Regions from separate parts of the Homo sapiens genome. Here region 2 is linked to region 1. Evidence: chromatin loops called from intact Hi-C (ENCODE). Cell type or tissue: heart left ventricle. All regions are shown on one strand.

Region 1 (8,000 bases):
CAGAATTGTGTGGCCACATTTCCCCCTGCCTGATATTCACTACCTCAGGAATCAAAGAATGCGGGCCACTGTGCCCGTGACGTGGCCCAGGAAGGCATTGCAAACAGGTGGCCTGATGCCTCGCCTGGCTTCCATGGCCCCCAGGCAAGAACTGCACACCGGAATTGGGAGAGGGGGTGCACACCAGTGGCCCTCCCCCACCCCACATGGCTTGGGCCTGGGGTCTTCAACATCCCTTCCTGACGGTGTCCCAGCCACAGAAACCCTTGCATAACCACCTGGGCATCCACAGCACCAGCCATTTGACCCAGTAGGGGTCTGGGGGAGCAAGGCTGGTCCCCCTTTCTGACCATAGCAACATCACCAGAGAACTCTAGCCCTGGATATCTCTCCAAGCCTCCTGTCCTTTTCAAAGGGGAGCCCAGGGAGGCCAGGGAGACTGTCTAGGGACCACAGGAGGGTGGCCCATAGAGCAAGCAGGCTTGCTCCAGGAGGTCACAGAGCACAGAACAGACCCCACGGGCTGATCAGGAGGAGAAAAAACCTGCACAAATTCATCGGGACAACTGAGGGCATGGGCTTGACCTTCTACTGACTGGAGATGCATCCCCGTGTGACCCTAGGTTAATTACTTAACCTCTCTGAACCTCCATTTCTTCATCTGTAAAATGGGAGGTTGCTGTGGAGCTCATTCAAGGTAACAGAGAGGGTAGCATGAGCCTCACATGTCCTCACCCACTCAACAAGTCAGGACTGCGGGGCTGCTGTGTGCCAGGCAATGTCCTGGGCTGGGAACACAGCAGTCAACCGCAGAGACAAAATCCACTAGGCAGCAAGGAATATAATCATCAGAAAATCGACCAGGCACAGTGGCTCACGCCTGTAATCCCAGCACTTTGGGAGGCTGAGGCAGGTGGATCACTTGAGGGCAAGAGTTCAACACCAGTCTGGCCAGCATGGTGAAGCCCCATCTCTACTAAAAATACAAAAATTAGCCAGGCGTGGTGGCGTGAGCCTGTAGTCCCAGCTACTTGGGAGACTGAGGCAGGAGAATCACTTGAACCCGGGAGGCAGAGGTTGCAGTGAGCCAAGATCATGCCACTGCACTCCATCCTGGGCAACAGAGCAAGACTCTGTCTCAAAGCAAAATAATAATAATCAGAAAATCTCAGGGGGTGATAAATGCAAGGCAAGTATTGAAACAAAGGTGATAGGAGGCTAGGCGCGGTGGCTCACACCTATAATACTAGCACTTTGCGAAGCTGAGGTGGGAGGATTGCTTGAGCCCAGGAGTTTAAGACCAGCCTGGGCAACATAGCAAGACCCTGTCTACAGAAAAAAAAAAAAAAATTAGCCAGGCGTGGTGATGTGCACCTGTAGTCCCAGCTACTTGGAAGGCTAAAGCAGGAGGACTACTTGATCCCAGGAGTTAGAGGCTGCAGCGAGCTGTGACTGCACCACTGCACTCCAGCCTGGGCAACAGAGTAAGACCCTATTTAAAAAAAAAAAAAAAACAATAAAAGGTGTTAGGACAGGAACTGTTGAAAAGCAAAGAGGCAGCTTCAGCTCTGGCTATCAAAAAAGGCCTCTCTGGAGAAAGGACATTTGAGCAAACACTTGAATGGCACGAGGAAGCCAGGCATTTGGCTGGGCATGGTGGTTCATGCCTGTAATCCCAGCACTTTGGGAGGCCAAGGCGGGCGGATCACCTGAGGTCAGGAGTTCGAGACCAGCCTGGCCAACATGGCAAAACCCCGTCTCTACTAAAAGTACAAAAATTAGCTGGGAATGGTGGCGGGCGCCTGTAATCCCAGCTACTCCAGAGGCTGAGGCAGGAGAATCACTTGAACACGGGAGGAGAAGGGTGCAGAGAGCTGAGATTGCGCCACTACACTCCAGCCTGGGCGACAAGAGCAAGACTCCGTCAAAAAAAAAAAAAAAAGCCAGGCATTAAAAGGTGGAGGAAGAATAGTTTGTTTATGCAAAGGCCCCAACCCAAGGCCAGGTCAGGTGGGGTTTCATAAAGAAACGGGGAGAAGTTTGGCTTTAGTAACTCCTCCTTGTTGAGCAAGGCAGTGGCATTGCCCCCACCTAACCTGCCCTCTCTCTACACACTTTTAGTTTTCAAAGCATTCATCATTGCATTTATCAGTTCCCTCCTGCATTCAATCTGGCGTAAGCTCCAAGAGGGCAGGAAACCTCCATCCAGGGTCATTGATTAATCCCCGATGCCTAGCACAGTGCCTGGTCCAGAAGAGATTCTCAATAATGTTTGTTTAATTAAGTAATTATAGGCACTCAGTAAGTGCTCAGTAAATGTGATCATCAGGGCTGCCAATAGGGATCAAGCTGCTTTGGAATGAGATGAGACTCCCATCCCTGGAGGCATCCAAGCAGGACCTAGAAGAAGACATGCTAGGGACCCTCAGACCCAGAAGAGGCTTCCAGGTCCTCTTCCACTATGAAAGCTGTCAGGTCTGCCCTATGCCCAGTGCAAGGGATGGAGGGGCAGCTCGGGCTGCCTCAGGGACAGACAGCGTCTCAGCAGCCGTAACACATGTGCACCAAGCCGGAGAAGCCGCCTGCATTTCTCAATCACTAGAGATGTATTTGCACCTCAAAGTGCGGCCTCCTGCACTGCTTAATGAGGAAAGCAATCATTATGGGGGGCTTGCGGGCCTGGGGTCGGAAGGAAAGAAAAAACTTTTTTTGCCAACATTGTGTACAGAGTGCCAGGCAGAATGGACTTAAATCCTCCCTCAAAGGGCCCCCTGGGCAGGGCACTTCCTGCAGACAATTGGAACTTGGCCTGTAGGGTTCAACTTCCTTTGTGTTAACTAATTTCTGACTCAGGGTTTTCAGCTATTTCTTTCTAGAACAATACACTCACTGCAACAGTCCGCCGGTGCGGCTATCTTCCGCGGTGGCAGCGGCACGCTCTCCCCTGCCTCCCTCCTCAGCAGGAGGGGAGGGAGGTGTGAAAAGCCATCGAAAAGAGGTGGCTGGGAGCGGTCAAGCCCTGTCCCCCCACAAGTGCAAGTCTCATTTTCAGCTCTCTGGAGCCAGAATGCAAGACAGGACCCCAGGAGGGGTCTCGGAGCCCCCAGGATTTCTGGGCAAGCAAATAACAAAGCAGGCGGGAAAAGAGGGCACAGCCCCCAGAAGAAAACCTTCCTCCCTCGGTCATTAACCGAGCCCACCAGAACCCTCCCGCCTCCTCGCCCGCTTTCCCGTTTCTGTAATCTTTTTCTAATCTGCTTGCCGCTTCCTGCTTCCTCCAAACCACCTTAATTGGGAACTCTTTAGTTCACAAGGAAAGTTCATTTCTGCTCTCTGAGGACACCTATCGAGGGTAAGCCAGGCTCTTCATCATAATTCTTACCAGACATGGCTAATAATGACCCTCTTTCGCTAATGAAAAAAACACACACATGCACACATTGTGGCTGCGGTAATTAAGCCTGTGACGAGTTGAGTTGGAGAGAAATTAGATTTATTTACACGCTGTTCTGTTGCTGATGAAGCACAAGCTATCGGGAAGCTTTCTCATTAACCCTCGTTTACAGGGTGTGTGCTCTTTTGTGCCTCTACGAACCCTCTGTAAATTGTAGTTGGTTAAAAAATAATAATAATTAGCCATTCTTAGAGTGGAGTTTTCTCCTATAACTCTGTTAATCCTCGAGTTACACTGCCCAGATGCTGATGGTAATAAAATGCCCAAAGGACTTCAGGTCTGAGCTGCAGCCACATCAATGCATCAGCCAACAAGTGTTGCCGGAATGCCTGCCACCCGAAGACCCTGTGCTAGGGACCCGGTGGAGTCAGAGACGGCCCTGCCTCGGAGGAGATCATGAAATCTTCCTACTGGAAAGGAACTGGGTGAGTGGCTGATTGAGGCAGAAAGAATGATGCAGGGGCCAGACTGAAAGCCAGGCTGAGTCCAAGGTTCAGGTAGAAGAAATAGGGAGCCACTGGAGGTTTGTGAGTGAGGGAGGGGAGGCAAATGCAGTGTTTAAGCAAAATTAGATGACAGCCCACAGAGATGACTGGAAGGTTTCAGAGACAAGGGTTTTCAAAACGGACTTGCTGTTTTGAATCCTGGGGGCAGCCTGCATCAGCCCAGGCCGCCTATCACCAGTTACGACAGCCTGTGAGGTCTAAGAGGCTCTAAGTGTGTGGCCCACCACTATCTTAATGACAGCTCTCTCTTTGGAGGGACTGTCATTTTATTAAACACACATACAGACATTAAAATGCTTCCCAATTTCAGAAATGTTAGGCAATGACAAAATACACATCTTAGAATGAAAACAGCATGAACATCAAGCGCTTGGAAAACAGCCTTTTGGAAGGCCAGTCCCCGCCACACTGATACGGAATTGGACCCCTCCCCGGAGTTCCAACACTGGCCTAGACAAAGAGCACCCGGACTGCCACAGATGACTCCATGGCACCTTTCAGGGGCATCTTCCCACCAAATGCGTGTCTCGAAAGGTCCCTGCCCATCCCTTAAGCTTGGACCCAGGGAAGCTTCAAGTTGGAAGGGACCTAAGAGACCACCTCATCCAGCCCAGCTCTCACCTGCATGGAAAGGAGGAGGTGGCAACCATCACCACCTCCCAGGGCACACGGGCAAAAAGGCACGGGTCATGGGTGGGCTGAGAACAGGGGGAAGCACCCATGATGAGTTCGGACACTTGTGAGCACCCCTGAGGACAAGTCCATTGCGAGATGGCGGGGGGAAGCCAGCATGCGCGGGGAGGGGCAGACATGAACAGGCCTCAGAACCCATGTCCACATGGCTGCATAATTCCTTGTTTTCTTCTAGAGTGTGTGGCACTTTTAAAAGCCAAAGTCCTGCCAAAAGACAGAAACCCCACCTAACTATAGTGAGAAGTCCCATTTTGTGTCACCAACACACAATAGACAACTGGCCCTGTGCAAGTGTTTTTGTTTTTCTTATAAATTACTTGTCACGATGCACAATGACAGTTATTTCTTTTCCATTACGCTGTGCAATGTTGGGACTGAATCCAACACTCCTGTGTCCTCCACAACAAAGACAAAAAAATAGACTTTTAATCAACGCTTATTTATAAATGAGGCCAAGAATTTCCATTCTCATTTTTTCCTGTTTCCATGTGCTATTGGAGATTCCATAGGTTCGTGATGCTCTTCCTGACTCAGCTTAAAACTGGCTACACCGACATCTCCTACAGTCTGAACTTCTAACAAAGGGAGCCTTCAGTAATGAGTCATAAAACCACTATCCTGTTCCCATGTAGAGAAGATTAGGTGAATAAGGAGGCCAGCCCCCTGCTCCTACCAACAGCAAGGCTTGATCAGCCACCTGCTTGAAGTTAAGTTTCCAGGACATGAGGAGCACCTGCATGGTGAGGACTGCAGAATGCTGTTGACCCAGCATTTGAAAATCACCATAGCCCTCTCCCATAGAACTCACCTGTCAGTAACTTCTAAAATTCAACACATCCCTCAGGCTATTGTGGACACCCAAACCAAGCCAGACACGTGACCACCTGCCTCCAAATCCCCCTTGGGTGGGGTGAGGAGCCCGGCTCAGCAGGAAATACACCCCTGTCATCAATTCTGGTGAAGAAAGGCCTCAAAGACAAACACCCCACGTGCCCTGGACAGCCCCAACAGCAAACTCAGGTTTCCCTGCCGTGGCAGGTGGGAGATTAATTTCCCCCAGTGTACTGAAGGGGAAAGAAAGGGAAAGAAAGAATGACGCACAGGATCTCCTTTCCCCTCATGTTAATCCTCCCCTGACCCGCCCTCGGCTCCTCCCCTCCACACTGTTGGTCCCCCTGCCTGTGGTCACCCTGGTTCAGGACTGCGGTACCTCCTCCCCAGGTGACTGTAAAACATCCCTGGCATCTCCAGCCTCTCATCAAACTCTGAGTGAACACCTGCTAAATGGTAGGCACTTCCTGCCTCGCCTTCACCTGCCAAAGGTAGAAAATGGTTTACCCGGGAGCCTAATCACCAGAAGCTTCCAGATCAGGAATTGTTAGAAAGGAATTTGTTTTTTTGAGACAGGGTCTCGCTCTGTCACCGAGGCTGGAGTGCAGTGGCATGATCTTAGCTCACTACAACCTCCGCCTCCTGGGTTCATGCGATTCTCCTGCCTCGGCCTCCCGAGTAGCTGGGATTATAGGCACCCGCCACCATGCCTGGCTAATCTTTGTATTTTTAATAGAGACAGGGTTTCGTCATGTTGGCCAGGCTGGTCTGGAACTCCTGGACTCAAGTGATCCACCCCCCTCAGCCTCCCAAAGTATTGGGATTACAGGGGTGAGCCACTGCGCCTGACCAAAAGAATTTTTAAAATAATCAGCTGGGCATGGTGACTCACACCTGTAATTCCAGCTACTTGGAGGGCTAAGTAGGGAGAATCGCTTGAAGCCAGGACTTCAAGACCAACCTGAACCACATAGTAAGACCCCATCTCTACAAAAATTTTAAAAAATATCCAGGCATGGTGGCATGCACCTGCAGTCCCAGCTACTAGGGAGGCTGAGATGAGAGGATCGCTTGAGTCTAGGAGTTTGAAGCTGCAGTGAGCTATGATGGCACCACTGCACTCCCAGCCTGGGCGACAGAGTGGTCTCCAAAAAAAGTAAAATAATCATCACTACAAAAAAAAATTACTCCCTCATGTTCCTTAAAGAATGGCACTCCAAGTCTAAATTATAGTGGCAAGGGGTACACACGTGAGTGACAGAACTTTAAAACAAAGCAAGGGTGTGATCACCATAAAAGTCAAGCTAGTGATTCTTTCTGGAAGGAGAAACAGGGATGGGGAACAAGGATAAGCCTTCCGAAGTAGCTTGCAAAGTTCTATTTCTAGACCTGGGAAGTGGTTTCAATGGCGTTCACCTTATAAAAATTCACTAAGTTCTACATTGACTTTGTGGGTTTCTAGATCTGTGTTTCATTTTGCAATAAAACCATATTTTTAAAAAAATAATAAAAGGAAAGCTTGCTGGCTGGGCATGGTGGCTGTGGCTCACGCCTGTAATCCCAGCACCTTGGGAGGCCAAGACGGGCAGATCACGAGGCCAGGAGTTCGAGACCATCTTGGCCAACACGGTGAAACCCCATCTCTACTAAAAATACAAAAAATCAGCTGGGTGTGTTGGTGCACACCTGTAATTCCAGCTACTCGGGAGGCTGGGGCAGGAGAATCGCTTGAACCCGGGAGGCGGAGGTTGCGGTGAGCCAAGATCGAGCCACTGCACTCCAGCCTGGGTGACAGGGCGAGACGCCACCTCAGAAAAAAAAAAAAGGAAAGCTTGCTATCCCCTTGCCTAGGTGCAATGCAACCCAAGAGCCAGCGAATGGCTGCAGGGTGACATCTAGCCAGCCCAGGGTCAACTTACAGATAGGTGCTACAGACCCTAACAGACAACCCTGGCGGGACCACAGCAGCCTCAGGAGCAGCACATACTCATGAAAGTTCTCAGCCAGGAGTGCGCTTTGCAGGGCAATGGCTGTTGAAAAGCATGGAGTTGCACTTCTGCAAATCCAGACACCCTCTGAAACTTCCTGCTTTTAACCCCTGTGACAGCTTAGAGTTAAGATCCCAAAACTCTGGAAGTGTTGTAAGTTTGGAATGTGTTGGGTGCCTAACATTCCAAGTGTAAAGTCCTTTTTTGTGTAATTCCACAACCTCCTTCAGACGTCACAGGAGGTGGCCCTGTCTGTGCAGATGAGACTAGGGTCCCTGCTGCACCTGCCCTTTGGCCCTGGTTCTCTTTAGAGAGATTGCGAGTTGTGGGTGTTCCCCTGGGCTGTAGCTCCAAGGGCCAGGATCACTTTAGACTTGCTTACACTGTAACCCCAGTGCCTAGTGTTTGCTTAGTGAATGGGTGAATGGATGGGTAGATCAATGGGTGGATGGGTGGGTGGGGTGGGTAGATGGATGGATTAATGACTGAATGGACAGATGAGTGGATGAATGGGTGGATGGATTGATG
Region 2 (8,000 bases), 350 kb before region 1:
TGATCACAGCTCACTGCAGCCTTGACTTCCTGGGTTTATGCAATCCTCCAACCTCAGCCTCCCTAGTAGCTGGTACTACAGACATGTACCACCACACCCAGCTATTTTTTGTAGAGACAGGGCTTCACCATGTTGCCCAGTTGGTCTCAAACCCCTGGACTCAAGCAGTCCTCCAGCTCTGGCCTCCCAAAGTGCTGGGATTACAGGTGTGAGCCACAACACCCAGCCCAGGCATTTTTCTCACAGTTCTGGAGAGTAGAAGTCCAAAGTCCAGATGTTGGCAGGACTATGCTCCCTCCAAAACCTCTGGGGGAGAGTCTTCCTTATCTCTTTAGCTTCTTGCAGCCACAAGCATTCCTTGGCTTGTGGCAGCACAACTCCAGTCTCTGCCCCCATCTTCACAGGGCCCTCTTCTCCATGTGCCTCTGTCTCTTTTTAAGGGCACCAGTCCTATTACATTAGAGCCCACTCTATTAACATGATTATATCTGTAAAGTCTCTGTTTCCAAATAAGATTATTCCCAGGTATCAGGGGATAGAACTTCCACACATCATTTGGAAGAACACAACCAACCCATAATACAGAGACCAAAGGTGGAGTCAGAGGCCCAGGGATGGGTGGAGTATCCCCCTATGATTCCCCTGAGTTCATGGTAGAGTTGCTGCTGGAACCCACATGCTTAACGCTCTCCTCGACCTGTCCCCACAGCCACACCCTGCTGCCCATCTGTGCCCAGTGAAAGTGCCAGAGCTTGAGCCCCAGGCTGATGGCCCTGGGAGGCAGGCCCATCCCACTGCCTCTCCAGTGGTACATTCAGAGCCAGGCCTGGGGAGCTTCTCCCTCTGCAAACCCAAGGCCCCTGTTTGGAGACCTGTACATCAACACAAAAACCCTGTTCATGAAGTAACGTTAGCAGGAGGTCTAGCCCAGCCCCAGCTGAGCTGAATGCCACATCCTCAAGAGATTGCTTGGTGCCTCCAGAACCTCCAAGGAGGAACTGCTGTGGGAAGCCCACCTCTCAGACACCAGATGCACCTGTAGCGCCAGACTGAAGGTTTTTCTGGGGTTCGGCGTGAACTGGAAAAGGGAAAGGAAATGAAAGCAGAGAAGAGACCTTGTCCCACTCAAAACAGCTGAGGCTACATGGCTCCCTCTGTGGGTGCAGAGTGCTTTTATTCTTGGACCTCACAAGCATAAGAAGCCTTAGATTCATGTTCCTGACATCCTGACCAGGCGAGCCCACAGTGAGTCCTAAGATTCACAGCTTGCATTGAGAAAAGAATTTTTATCAGACAACCCCAAGCCAGCGTCCATCAGCAGACAGCACCACCTGCAGCACACTCTAAACGGGTGTTTTACAGACTCTGAAATTGCCTTACGAATAGTATAATTCTATTGCACTCCCTAAAACAGTTACTACCAGATACAGAAACAGACAAACACATATACCAGGAACAGATTCACACGTGTACTATCCCCTGGTTTATGGCAAAGGTGACACTGCGGTGCAGTGGAGAAATGATGGTCTTTCCAATAAATCAGGCTGGTCAATTAAATATCCATATGGAAAAAATATTGACCCTCTGCTTCCCACCATATGCAAAAATCAATTTCAGATGGATGCAGATTGTGGAAGTTTTTAGAAGAATGGTAGATGACAATCTCCATGACCTTGGGGTAGGCAAAAAGATTTTGAACACAACACAACAAGCTCCAATAATAAAAGAAAAATGTAATAAATTGTATTATATTAGAATTCAGAATTTCTGGCCAGGTGCAGCGACTCACACTTGTAATCCCAGCACTTTAGGAGGTTGAAGTAGAAGGAACACTTGAGGCCAGGAGTTCAAGACCTGCCTGGGCAACATAGTAAGACCTATCTATACAAAAGGAAACTTTATTTAATTAGCCAGGGATGGTGGTGGATGCCTGTAGTCCCAGCTACTCAGGAGGCTGAGGTGGTAGGATCACTTGAGCCCAGGAGGTTAAGGCTGCAGTGAGCCACGATCATGCCACTGCACTCCAGCCTAGACAACAGAGCAAGACCCTGTCTCAAGAAAAGAAAAGAATTTCTACTTATCCAAGACATCACTAAGAGAGTGAAAAGGCCAGCAACACAAGCAAGAGAAGATATTTCTTCTGACAACATATCTGACAAAGGACTCCTATCCAGGTGATATATTTTTAACTCCTATATATATTGGTAAGAAAAAGGCAGGTCACTCAGTGGAAAAAATAGGCAAAAGCTTCTATTAGTATAGAAACTTCACAAAAGAGGATAGCCAAGTGACCAATAAACATAAAAAATGTCATTAATCATCAGGATATGCAAGTTATAAAACACGATGCAGAATCACTACGCACACACTAGAATGGCTGAAGACTGGCAATGGCAAAGCCCATTGGTGAGAATCTGGAGCAATCAGAACTCTCACACTCTTGCCATTGCCCTGCAGGTTGGCACAACCACTTAGGAAAACTGGGAGCATCCAGTAAAGTTGAATATACACTCCTCTATGGTCTGGTATTTCCTATGCATACATACTGAACAGAACTGCATGCACATGTGCACCAATAGATGTAAGCACCAATGGACGTGTGCACCAATAGACGTGTGCACCAATGGATGTGTGCACCAATAGACGTGTGCACCAATAGACGTGTGCACCAATGAACGTGTGCGCCAATAGATGTGTGTGCCAATGGACGTGTGCGCCAATAGACGTGTGCGCCAATAGATGTGTGTGCCAATGGACGTGTGCGCCAATAGACGTGTGCATCAATAGACGTGTGCGCCAATGAACGTGTGCATCAATAGACGTGTGCATCAATGGACGTGTGCGCCAATGAACGTGTGCACCAATAGACGTGTGTGTTAATGGACATGTGCGCCAATGGATGTATGAACCAATGGACGTATGCGCCAATGGACGTGTGCACCAATGGACGTGTACACCAATAGACGTGTGCGCCAATGGATGTGTGCACCAATAGACATGTGCTAACTTTTGCAGCAACTTTATTCTATATAACCAAGAACTGGAATCAACCCAAATATCCATCAGTCAACAGTAGAAAGCATATCTTGCAGTATAATCATGCAATGGAATACCGCATGAAAACAAGAATGACCAAACAATACGGATGCATTATACACAACGTATTCTGCAAAAGTAGCAAAATACAAAAAAGAACACCTGTGGAGTTCCATTTATACAACCTTCAACCCAGGCCAAAAAAAAAAAAAAATAGAACCTAGACCTAATCTATAGTGTTGGAAGTCAGGATGGTGGCTATCCTTGGAAGAGGGGGTATGTGATCCACCGGAGGCCAGTTAGCTTAGAAAATTCATTGAGCTGTGCACTTGGGATTTATGCCCTTTATATGGGTATATTGTACTTTAGTTAAAAGTACATTTTAAAAAGAAATATACTAAGTGTTTTTTGTTTAAAAAAAAGTTCCGGTTTCGTTTGCTAAAAACAATAGGCTCCTCAATGGTGAAGCTATTCTAGTTCCTTCCACCTCCCAGAGGCAGAGGCTAAACCTAAGTCCCTTAAGGCCTGGCGCATGTCCTCCAGGTGTGCAATGACTGTGGCAGGGCGTGGCCTTGTGCAGCTGCTGGAGTAAATTTCTCCCCTTCCATTTCTTTCCCTCCTCTTGCCCTTCCCCTTCCCCTTCCCTTCCTGCGCCACCAGGTGGGGCTCTATCACAGCAGAAGGCTACTCTCCTGACGGTGTCCACGCTGTCTGGCCCGGCTGCTGGCAGAGCCGTCAGCCTATCCAAGGGGAAGCCGGGCCCTCGAGCCTAAGCCTCGGGTAGATGAACACAAGCCCAGCTACTCACTAACATCACTTTTCTGAGACTTCAATTCTTTTCCTCCAAATCGGGGCAAGAAATGCAAGTTAAAATAACCATGAGGTACCACTCTATGAGACTGAAACATGTTAGAAAGCTAGGGAAGGCCAATGTTGGCACAGACGTGGAAACGAAGGAAGCTTCATGCCTTGCAGTAGGAGTGTGGGCCACTGCAGCCGCTCTAGGTTAAATTACACATGGACACTGCAGGGACCTAGCAAGCAGCCCCACTCCTGGACGTATATTCCAAAGTTCTATCCCAGGAGATCTATTTAAGGACACTAGCACTGGCAGGAATGTCTGGGTGCTGGTGGATGGCAAAACAAGGTGAGTGAAAAAGATGGGAAACAGGATGAGAAGGGACACTCTAGTCTTAACACAAACTGAAAATACACACATACAACAACACACTGCTTACAAGAACACATGCAAATACATTCAGACAGCTGGAAAAGGATTGGGAAGGGAAGAAGGAAGAAATGAAGGAAGGAAGGGAGGAGAAATAAAATGTGAAAGAAAATACCAAGTTTCAAGTGTTGGCGTGAAAAGAAGAATCCAAGGGAAGTTTCAAGAGTCTCTAGCACTTAGCAGGCACCCAGGAAATTTTCATTTTCTACATGTGCCTTTAAGCACTAACATTTATTGAGTGCCTACTGTGTTTTAGGCAATGTGCCAGGCTTCGTAATACAGTAATGAACAAAGACCAAAAAATGAAAATTCCTGCCACTGTAGTAGCTTTGAGACTTATTCCACAAACTTGAGTATAGGAGAAATGGCAGAGCCCCCTAAATCAAATCACTAAAAATCTGATTTCATGCCCCTGTTGAGCTGGACTGGTGGAAATTCAATTTCCATCCCTTAGTGGGGCTCCGTCTCTTACACCCCCAAGGTCCTGGACAGAGCAATACCTTGGGGTAGGTGCCAACCTATACTGGTCACTGCTGAATTGCTGCAGGTCACAGCCCAAAAAGTTCACAAAGTCTCCACTCACAACAACCACTTCTCTACCCCCTACCCCCACCACTGCCATGCTTTCTTCTGAGGCTTATGCCTTCCTCTCACCCCAGTTCTCACCTCAAAGAGCATGGGCTTCCAGACCAACACAGGCAGGCTGTCTGCAGATCCCTTCAACTCCCTGCTTGGCAGCAGAACCTTTCTGTGGCAGGTAACTGAGCGCAAAGCTACTCTCCTCTGGGAAGGTGGGCAAGGGAGGGAGACAGAGAACAAAGGTCATCAATCTCAGGCTTTCAAAATCTTCTCCAAGACGATGAACAAAACACAAGTCAAAATCACAAGAAGCAGCCCTGACTTCATTCTTATTTCTAGGATTTTAATTTACCCAATATGCACTGGTTGAGCACTTACTGAATGACGTGTGTTCCAGGGCCTAATATGAGTGGTGTGGTTTCTGATGACATGTGAAGATGATGCTAGCAATGGCTGCACCTAACTTTGGCAAAAAAAGGAAAATATATGTGCATGTGTATATGTATGTATGTTTATATATGTATTGGTGCATGTGCATGTGGTGTGCATACGTGTGTGTTTATATGTATATATGTATATACGTATATGTGTGTGTGTGTTCCTACGTGTGTGTGCGTGATGTCAAGTAGCTTCTGGAAATCAGTCCAATCATTTCCTGGTCTAGTCTCTCTGGTTCAAGATACAAATTCCAGAAAGAGGGTCTCATTGTCCTCTCTAGGGTCAAGGCCCCCATCCCTTGGCCCAGGGAAGATGGAGCACCTAAAGTGCCAGTTCTACCAAGGCCACACACAGTGGACGAAGGGTAGTTTCTGAGGAGAACTGAGATACTTATTGGTTCTTTTGCTGGCTAATAATTTCTCCCCAAACAATAACAAATATGTATCATCCCACATGGTTCCTGTGGGTCAGGAACACAGTGGGGTAGCTGGGTCTGTGATGAGGTTGGTGTCAATCTGTCAGCAGAGCTGCAGTCATCCAAAGGACTGGCTGGGCTGGAGGATCCGTTTCCAAGGTGGCTTAGTCTCACAGCTGGCCAGCTGGTGCTGGCTGTTGGCTGAAGGTTTCAACACCTCTCCACATGGGCCTCTTCATGGGGCTACTTGAGTGTCCTGACAACATGGCGGTTGGCTTCGCCTGAGCAACCAGCCCAAAAGGGAACAGGGCAGAAGCTAGAGGGCCCTTGTTGCTGTCCCCTGGGAAGTCACACACCCTGCTGCATTGCCTCACTTCTGTAATGTCCTGTTAGTCACACAACTCAGCCCTGGTCAGTGTGGGAGGGAACAACACAAGGGTGTGGAGACCAGGAGCCAAGCATCACTGGGGGCCATGGTGAGGACTGGAGACCACAGGTGCCATTACAGAAGGAAGCAGACCTGGAGGCAAGGCAGGCAGGAATGACAGATACTGACCACAATGATGATGTCTTTGGAGCTCACAGTCTAGAGGAAGACAGAAGAAAACAATGCCCTCGTTAATTCATAATTACTCACCTAAGAACACCCTAGTAATGGGGGGAAAAAAAGAGGGTAGGACCCAAGAAGGGGCAGCAACTGACCTTCTCTGGAGGAGTCACAGGGGTACTTGCAGAGGTGGTGACATTTGCATTGGACCTTGTAGGGAAATAAAAGGTGGGATGAGGGCACCCCAGGCAAAGGCGGGAGATGGGAAGTGGGTGGAATCTAGCTTTGCTGAGTGGTTGAATGGGGACAGCACAGGAGAGTGGGCAGAAAAAGACTCTCAAGCTTCCCAAGCCCCACCTGCCTGTGGGGGACCTACTCCCAGGCCCTCCTCTGCTTCCTGCCCCCACAACTCAAGATCTCTGGCTGCCAAGGGAGAATGGGCCTGGTTTCTCTGCAACCAGGACCCATCTTCCCCAGTGAACTGGCCCTCTAGGAGGACAAGTTATGGGCCCTGCCCTTCTGGGAGAAAGGCCTGACTCCTGCTGGGCCCTGCCACCCACCCCAGCTGAGAGTCAGGGGACAGGGGAGTGGAGCTCTCTGTTTCCCGGAGTCACTGGGTCTTGGCCAGCCCCACCATTCCGTGCCCCTTTCTGGGATTGGTAACAGCCAGTCAGGGTCCTGCCATTGCACTTGGCCATTCCTGAGCTCCCCCAATCCCCTGCTACAACACACACACAAATTCCTACCCGCTCCAGGCCAGCTGGGATCAGCTTCAGCAGGGCCGGCTCGAGCCACTTTGCTTAAGGCATCAGCCTCCCCAGGGTGCATTAGGCAGGCTTCACTGGCCAGAGAAGGACCACCTTGTAGGGAAACGGGCTCCAGGGGTTCAAATCCCCAAAGGGAAGGGGCTGCCTGGCCCCAGCTGTAGAAACAACAAAGGAGTGCAGCACACAGTGGCCCCTCCCTCCTCACCCATGCAGGCAGTGATGCCACGCTGCATCCTAAATGTTCAAGGCCAGAGTCACGTGCATGCCTCCCATGGGCAGGGCTCAGTACCCAGGACCTCAGGCCCCCTCCCCACAGGGCCCCAGCAGTGGAGAGGCTGCCACCCTGGACCCAGGCAGGAGGGGAGGAGCAGCTGCCCACTCCCGGCATGCACCCTCTGGGCCCCGCACTGAACACCAGCCTGCTAGCATCCCCCAAACCAACCCGAATCCAAGATAAAATTCCCCCTGGCCCCCAAGCTCAGGAGGGCAGTCTGTGTCCCAGAGCCTTCAAAAGCTCCAGAAAAGTGAAACCTCTGCTTGAACAGCTCCCAGCCCTGCAGCAGAGAAAAGGGGAGAAATCACACCAATAATCACCACTGGCAGCGTTTGCCTCTGAGCTACAAAATGTTTTCACTTATTTTCCACCATCAGATGCCCACTGCAACTCTGCAAAAGGAAAGATTTTATCCTTATTTTACTGATGGGGAAGCTGATGCCCAGAGAAGGGAAGGGACCTGTCCAAGTGCACAGTTAGGAAGCTACCGAGCCAGCATTAAGCCAGGCATTTTGATGATAAACCTGGGTCCTCTTTAAATCACTCATTTACTCAAGCATTCAGTCAACTTGCAGCAAACATGCACTGAGCTCTTCCCACAGGACAAGGGATGGGCTCACCACCCCACTGCAATGATGAGCAAAGACAGACATGGTTCCATAAGTTTACAGCTTAGTTGGGGAAACAGTCCTTAAATAAGCCTTTAAAAATATGTA

Evidence for each region. Peaks named below come from ENCODE experiments on the same cell type or tissue, not always from the same donor. Only the 100,000 strongest peaks of a DNase experiment are listed, where the experiment ranks them.
Region 2: it touches region 1 in a loop (6-fold over the local background); 8 of 110 quality-filtered maps call a loop at or near these places.

What each region holds. Positions count from the first base shown.
Region 1 is chr16:49,752,104-49,760,103 of GRCh38, forward strand. The region is part of intron 2 of ZNF423 (zinc finger protein 423); the gene reads right to left. Among named protein-coding and RNA genes, the nearest start is that of ZNF423, 100 kb to the right of the region's middle. RefSeq lists enhancers at 1,849-2,507, 2,508-3,166. In heart left ventricle, a CTCF peak has its summit at 3,347; a DNase peak (open chromatin) is centred at 2,877; H3K4me3 peaks cover 739 bases; H3K27ac peaks cover 2,061 bases; H3K27me3 peaks cover 376 bases.
Region 2 is chr16:49,404,419-49,412,418 of GRCh38, forward strand. LOC105371244 (a long non-coding RNA gene) reads right to left here. Exons shown (of 8, transcript XR_001752167.2): 4 at 6,990-7,165; 5 at 6,399-6,453; 6 at 6,253-6,282; 7 at 4,931-5,047. Among named protein-coding and RNA genes, the nearest start is that of C16orf78, 35 kb to the left of the region's middle. In heart left ventricle, a CTCF peak has its summit at 3,688 (motif pointing right); DNase peaks (open chromatin) are centred at 3,733 and 5,891.